Regions from separate parts of the Mus musculus genome. Here region 2 is linked to region 1. A link is a loop called in an ENCODE intact Hi-C map of the cell type or tissue named here. Cell type or tissue: left cerebral cortex. All regions are shown on one strand. Each heading gives the region's core, and the rest is flanking DNA. Links, peaks and the distances in the headings are about the cores only. Region 1 has its middle 3.2 kb from the start of Gm28166. Region 2 has its middle 20 kb from the start of Gm23949.

Region 1 (2,911 bases), core at 169-2,668:
AAAACCCAAGGAGTAGAATAGGCAAGCATATCACTCTCTCCTCTCCTCTCCTCTCCTCTCCTCTCCTCTCCTCTCCTCTCCTCTCCTCTCCTCTCCTCTCCTCTCCTCTCCTCTCCTCTCTGCCTCTCAGTCACTGTTTCTCTGTCTCTCTGTCTCTCTCTACCCCCCCCACACACACACGCACACACGTACACACATTGCATCGTGTGAGTTTTTCCTGAGGAACCATAATATAAATGTCTATTCACCCCAGAAACAGATGGAAAACCAAAATAATGATTCGAGTGAAGTCCAACTTGGTGGACCAGAGAGTTTATCAGGGTTCCTCGCAGGAGCACAGGGAGGAGTCTCTTAGAAGGGCAGGTAGAACTCCAAAGCAGCTACATTATGGGAAAGCCCACCGAGTATGGGCAGCAGCTCACAAAGGCTGCAACCACGCTAGTTCTCTGCACAGCTTACAGACAGCCTCAAGGAAGCTCTCTGGTTCTCCTGGCAACTGTTTACTGAAACTTACAACCTTGAGCTGGGACCTTGTGGATCTTATTTTCTGGGCTCCCTCACTCTTGTAAATTTGGCCAGCTTTCTAAGTCTTTTGCTTCTCATTCCCTCCAGGAGGGAATGTTTTAATTAGGAGAAAATAGCTACGGACAGACCCAAGCTGGTGATGCCATCCTAATGTAAGAGGAAAATTTTAGAAGCAAAGCATTGCAGCCCTGAGTGGAGAGTGGAGGAATTTGGCCAGAACTTTTTTTAAGAAGATGAAAGATGCCTGGAGTCTGTTTATAAGTTGCAGTGACAACCCCCATTGCAACCCCTGGAGGGCGCAGCCAACATTCACCCGCGTTGGCGTTGGCGTTGGCGTTGGCGTCCAGGAAGGTGGCGCTGAGCACACACTGAGAGTGTCCGCCCTCCAGTCCTGCCCGGGTCCAGGCTGTACATTCGGTTCCTCCACCGGGTCCGTGCTCTGCAGCGACATTTCTGCAGCCCACGCAGGACTCGCGTCCTCAGCCTGCCCACAGAGCATCGCTTGGCCACCATACTACTCAGTAATAATCTCATACATCAAAGCTAGGAGAGCCAGGCCCTGCCTAGGAGCGACTGCGGTCGGCATGGAATATCATTAGTAGGAGCCTCGTGCTCCTCGCCTTCGTATGCAAACTCCCGGGCTCCCTAGAGTACTTCCTGAGGAAAGTGCTCTGCACCACGGACATTTGTTATTTTACAGGAGAGGACTCAGAAAATCCGCAGGGACCCAACCAAATCAACCGATGGTCCTGAACCGACTACCACGGCCTCTATTGACACCTAGTGGCAACCGCTGGAATGACAGCTGGCTCTGGCGCACCCTCCAAAGCTGCTTTGGAAAAAGCCAAATATTGCTAATACAGGTAATTTACAAATATTCAAAAGGAGGACAGAGGGAAGAAAAAAATTTTGCTTTCACTATTTCTTTGAGGATCTATGAACCATAACATCATGGTTAAATATTTTAACTTGGAAAAGGGAAGGAGATATCGAAGGAGAATTGAAGTCCTAGCCATCCATGTCAGGAAAAAAAAGCTGGGTCACAAAGAAAAGAAAACAGAGGGACAGACTGGAGAGGCAAATGAGACCCAATGAGACAACACACATGCTCTCATTCCACACATACATGACTGTGTAAAGGCCTTTGCAAGCCAAGCATAGAGACACACATCTGTAATCCCAGCCTTGGAAGGCTGAAGCAGGAGGACTGTCATGAGTGTCAGGCAAGCCTGGACTATAAATAAAGACCCCATATCAAATTTTAAGAGAGAGAGAGAGAGAGAGAGAGAGAGAGAGAGAGAGAGAGAGAGAGAGAGAGAGAGAGACAATGCAGGCCAGACATGGTGGTGCACAGCTGTAATCCCAGCACTTGGAGAAGCTGAGGTGCCAGGAACACCATTTCAAAGTTAGCCTGAGCTACAGAAGAAGAAGAAAGAGAGAAAAAGAAACAAAGAAAGATGGGGAGGGAGGAAAGGGGGAGGAGAAGGGAGAGAAGAGAAGAGAAGAGAAGAGAAGAGAAGAGAAGAGAAGAGAAGAGAAGAGAAGAGAAGAGAAGAGAAGAGAAGAGAGAAAGACAGAGACAGAGGGAATGTCATTGCAGCAATATTTAGGATAGCAGATCCTGGCATGCTGTATAAATAAATGTATATACCTAACATAACACATTCCATGCAACAAGATTCAAGTCCACAAAAGAGAGCTTTTGCTATTTCGTGACTCCGTCCTCCACCAGCTTGCCTGGTGGGTGCGCACACGCATGTGTTAGAGTACATGCACTTTTGTGTCATTCCTCAGGAGTTATCCACCCTTTTATTGAGACAGAGTCCCTGGCTGGCATGGAATTCACCAAGCAGACGAGGCTGCCAGGCCTCTACTTGTCTCCACCTCCCCAACATGGGGATTCCATGTGTGCACATGGGTTCTAGGGATCAAACGCAGACCCTCGTGCGTGCTGATAGAGCTGTCTCCCCCGCTCTTTATTCATTCTTAGTACAAAGAATGTGGTTTCCTGTGAGAAGTGGGAAGAGGTGGGGAGGGGAGGAAGAGAGAGGGGAGCCAAGCCGAGGCTGTCACTCCTCTCAGTTTGGAGTCTGCTGCCGAGGAGACTTGGTGTGTGCTCACATCTTAGTCTCAGTAGGATGACTACAGTCCTTTCTCAGACAGAGTAGACAAACCCATTTTGGGATGGCATGGTTTTCCCTGGGTGATGGGAGGACTTCATGGTTGTGTGACTTTAGCAGAAATCCATTCCTTCCTGTCCCGGCTGCTTCTTTCCAGGCAGTTGATGCAGGGAAGACTCGTTCAATAGCCTGAAAAACCTCAGTGCTCTGGGCCTGATGCCTGAGAGACTAGATACAAACCGCAGGTGCGAGCACTGAGGTCTCGT
Region 2 (2,911 bases), core at 173-2,672, 680 kb before region 1:
GATGCAGAGCCACCCCTCTATCCCTGTGATAGGTCACAGAATTAGCATGAATTCCAATTAACCAAAGGGCATCTTGTTGGCAGCTCCCAATGCCACCGAGAAAGGTTCCAAGACCATCTGATGATGTCTGCAGTAAGAGCAAGGCAGATGCCTGTAGGGAAGGGGTTTCCTCACTCATCCACTGCTGGAGTTTGACGGAAGGGTGTGTGTTAAAGATCAGTTGTGAAATAGGAACTGGATAGACAATGAGAAGAAGGTGGCAAGGGTATGCAAGCAGGAAGGGTTCCTAGGTGGAAGGATTGCAAGAGGAAAGCAGTAGACATACATTTTGGTCTAAGAATGGGTGGCTGGGGAGACGTGTGATGCTTAGCATTGGATGGCTTTAAGAAGATGCTGCATCTTTTCTCCCTGGGTCCTGCAGGCAGAGAATGTGATGCTAAAACCTGGAGTGAGCCTCAAGTGATTTCTCAGAGTCATTTTGGACTTGAGGAACGTGTTATTTCCTGCACCTAGTCCCCACCCCCTATGTTTTCAAAATACCTTGAGATTCTTAGAGAGTTAAATGACAAACCCAGTATAGCTACCACTTTGCCAGGGTGGTGTCCTGGGTGTTTGTGGAGAACACAGAGCCTCCCTTACTGGGAGGAAAATATGACCTGCTTTTGGTTGTGTTTGTTTTAGAGGTGTGAGAAGCTGTTTTAAGAAAGTGGGGTTGCACCCTTCATTTGTGCAGAGATTATATTCTCTGCCTGCCATGTGTCTTAGTTAAAGTGTGCCCTTTCTGCCTGTGTTAGAGCCCATTAATTGGAACGAGCCTTGTTCAGCAAGCTCAGGCTTCCTTCTTGTCTGGCCCTCTTCTCCAACTACACCTCTCTGCGTCTGAAAGCAAGGACAGGTCACTCTCTCTTGTCCTGAGCATTTTGATGAAATGTTCTCATGAATGCACCTGTGTGTGTGTGTGCGTGCGCGCTCAAAGGCATGGAAGCTTGTTTTTTAATCGGAAGTGTTTTGTTTTCCTTGATTTTAAAACTTTAAATGGAGCTCCCTTGGAGGCTGGTGTTCCAGGCCCCTTTATGTCTGCACGTCCACGTTTTTTTTTTTTTTTTTCATGGTGCAGTATAATAGCTTTTGTTTCAGAAGTACAGGGCAAGAGGACCTCAAATGACAGAGGTCTGGATTATATCCATAACGTGAGATTTGGATGGCAAAGCGGAGGTTAGGGGACAGTGACAGTGAGTGTTTTCCATCGGTGAGCCCAAGTCCTTCTTGCAAGATGGGCACAATGGGCACTGTTCTGAGCACACAACAGTCTCTGGCGGCAGAAGCATCGACACACTCACTCACATCTTACACAATGGGGCTGGCGCGGCAACCTTGCCCAGCAGGACGGCACCAGCTCCCCGGGGGCTATTGTTGCACAGACAAAAGAACTTTGTCTCTTGTGTCTCCGCTGAGCCTTGGGTGTAAACATTGCTGGTTCAGAAAAATAGAATTTTGTTTTCCTCATTCTCATCTCTATTCCTCTCTCTGTGTGAGTCTGAAGTGAAAGGAAATTTCAGCCTTGGATCCAGATTCAGGAAACCCCATAGAGAACTTACAATTTTTCAAATGAAAAAGAAGAGTGAGATAGAGGGGACAAATGAAAGACCCCCCTGGATCCCTTAATCACACTGCTAGTGACCTGGGGGAATGTAGGTGAGCTTTTCAGTGACTGACTTGGTTAAATTCTTTTCAAGGTGTCTGGTCACTGTGGGCACAGTTCTCTTTTAAGACAACATGCTAACACTCAAGAGCCCCTTATTTTCTGTGAAGCAGAGAAGTTGGATGATAGGCCCTTTATTCTAACTCCAAGTCTAGAAAGAATGGCTCTGTCCATGGTCATGATCACTTGGGAGATTATAATGATTTTCTTTTCAATTACTGCCCACTCCATTGTAAAGAGAGGGCCATTTATTGAAGCAGGCGACCACAGTTACTGTGTAGGGTGAGCTGAAGCAGGCTTTCTTCTTGAGTTCACATGTGGCTACTAAAGAAGCCAGACAGCATTGGTCTGGAGCAGAGCATTCTGGGTCTGAATTTCAGCTTTATTTCTTAGTACCTTCGATCTTAGTACCTTAGCATCTCTATGCAACTTATATGTTCTTCCAAGGTCTTGCTTTTCCTGAGTTTAAAACAGAGGTAATAGTAGTGTTTAGTTAAGGACAATTGTATAATTAAATGGGAAACATCAAAAGTCCATGAAAGAAGGGCTGGAGAGATGGATCAACACATGGTCAGGAGCACTTCTCTTGCAGAGAAGACCCATGTTTGGTTTCTAGCACACATGTAGCAGCTCCCAACATCTGTAACTCCAGTTCTGGGGCATTCAACTCCCTCTTTTACCTCCATGTGCACCATGCACAGGGTGCACATTCTTATCTGCAGACAAAACATCCAGACACGTGAATAAGAACGACAATAAAAACCGGCCAACAGAGAGTGGTTGCGATTTTTCTTCCACCCAGTCTGCTAGTTTACTTAAGGATGCCTAGCCTCTGTCTGCAGCCTGCCCTGTGGTCAGGAAGTTGATCTCTACCCTTGCACGTATGCTCTGTATCCCTTTGGTAATGCAAGCAGAACAGGCCTAGTCTCAATACCTGAGCCATTTATGCTCTTGACCAAATGGAGGGCCTCTCCGATATTTTCTACCAAGCTGCCTTTCTCATTTCTTGCCAGTTAAATATTCTTATTTTTGTTTTCATTTAAAACATTTCACTCCAGTCTTTAATCACAACTCTGTCTCAGAAGTAAAGTAAAAATAAGCCAAGCAGTCATTTGACATTTTAACAATTTATGTTTTTCTTGTAATGCGTCTTTTTACTTCGTGCGAATAGTATTTTTCATAGAATCAATTTGAATATGGAACTCCGGT

The links. A loop is a pair of places that touch in the nucleus more often than their neighbours do. Peaks named below come from ENCODE experiments on the same cell type or tissue, not always from the same donor. Only the 100,000 strongest peaks of a DNase experiment are listed, where the experiment ranks them.
Region 2: it touches region 1 in a loop (2.4-fold over the local background); 3 of 42 quality-filtered maps call a loop at or near these places.

The regions. Positions count from the first base shown.
Region 1 is chr9:100,445,288-100,448,198 of GRCm38, forward strand. No RefSeq gene overlaps it. Among named protein-coding and RNA genes, the nearest start is that of Gm28166, 3.2 kb to the right of the region's middle. In left cerebral cortex, for the core only: CTCF peaks have their summits at 781 and 1,318 (motif pointing left); a DNase peak (open chromatin) is centred at 1,263; H3K4me3 peaks cover 621 bases.
Region 2 is chr9:99,769,527-99,772,437 of GRCm38, forward strand. No RefSeq gene overlaps it. Among named protein-coding and RNA genes, the nearest start is that of Gm23949, 20 kb to the left of the region's middle. In left cerebral cortex, for the core only: no CTCF peak of the experiment used is centred there; a DNase peak (open chromatin) is centred at 1,349.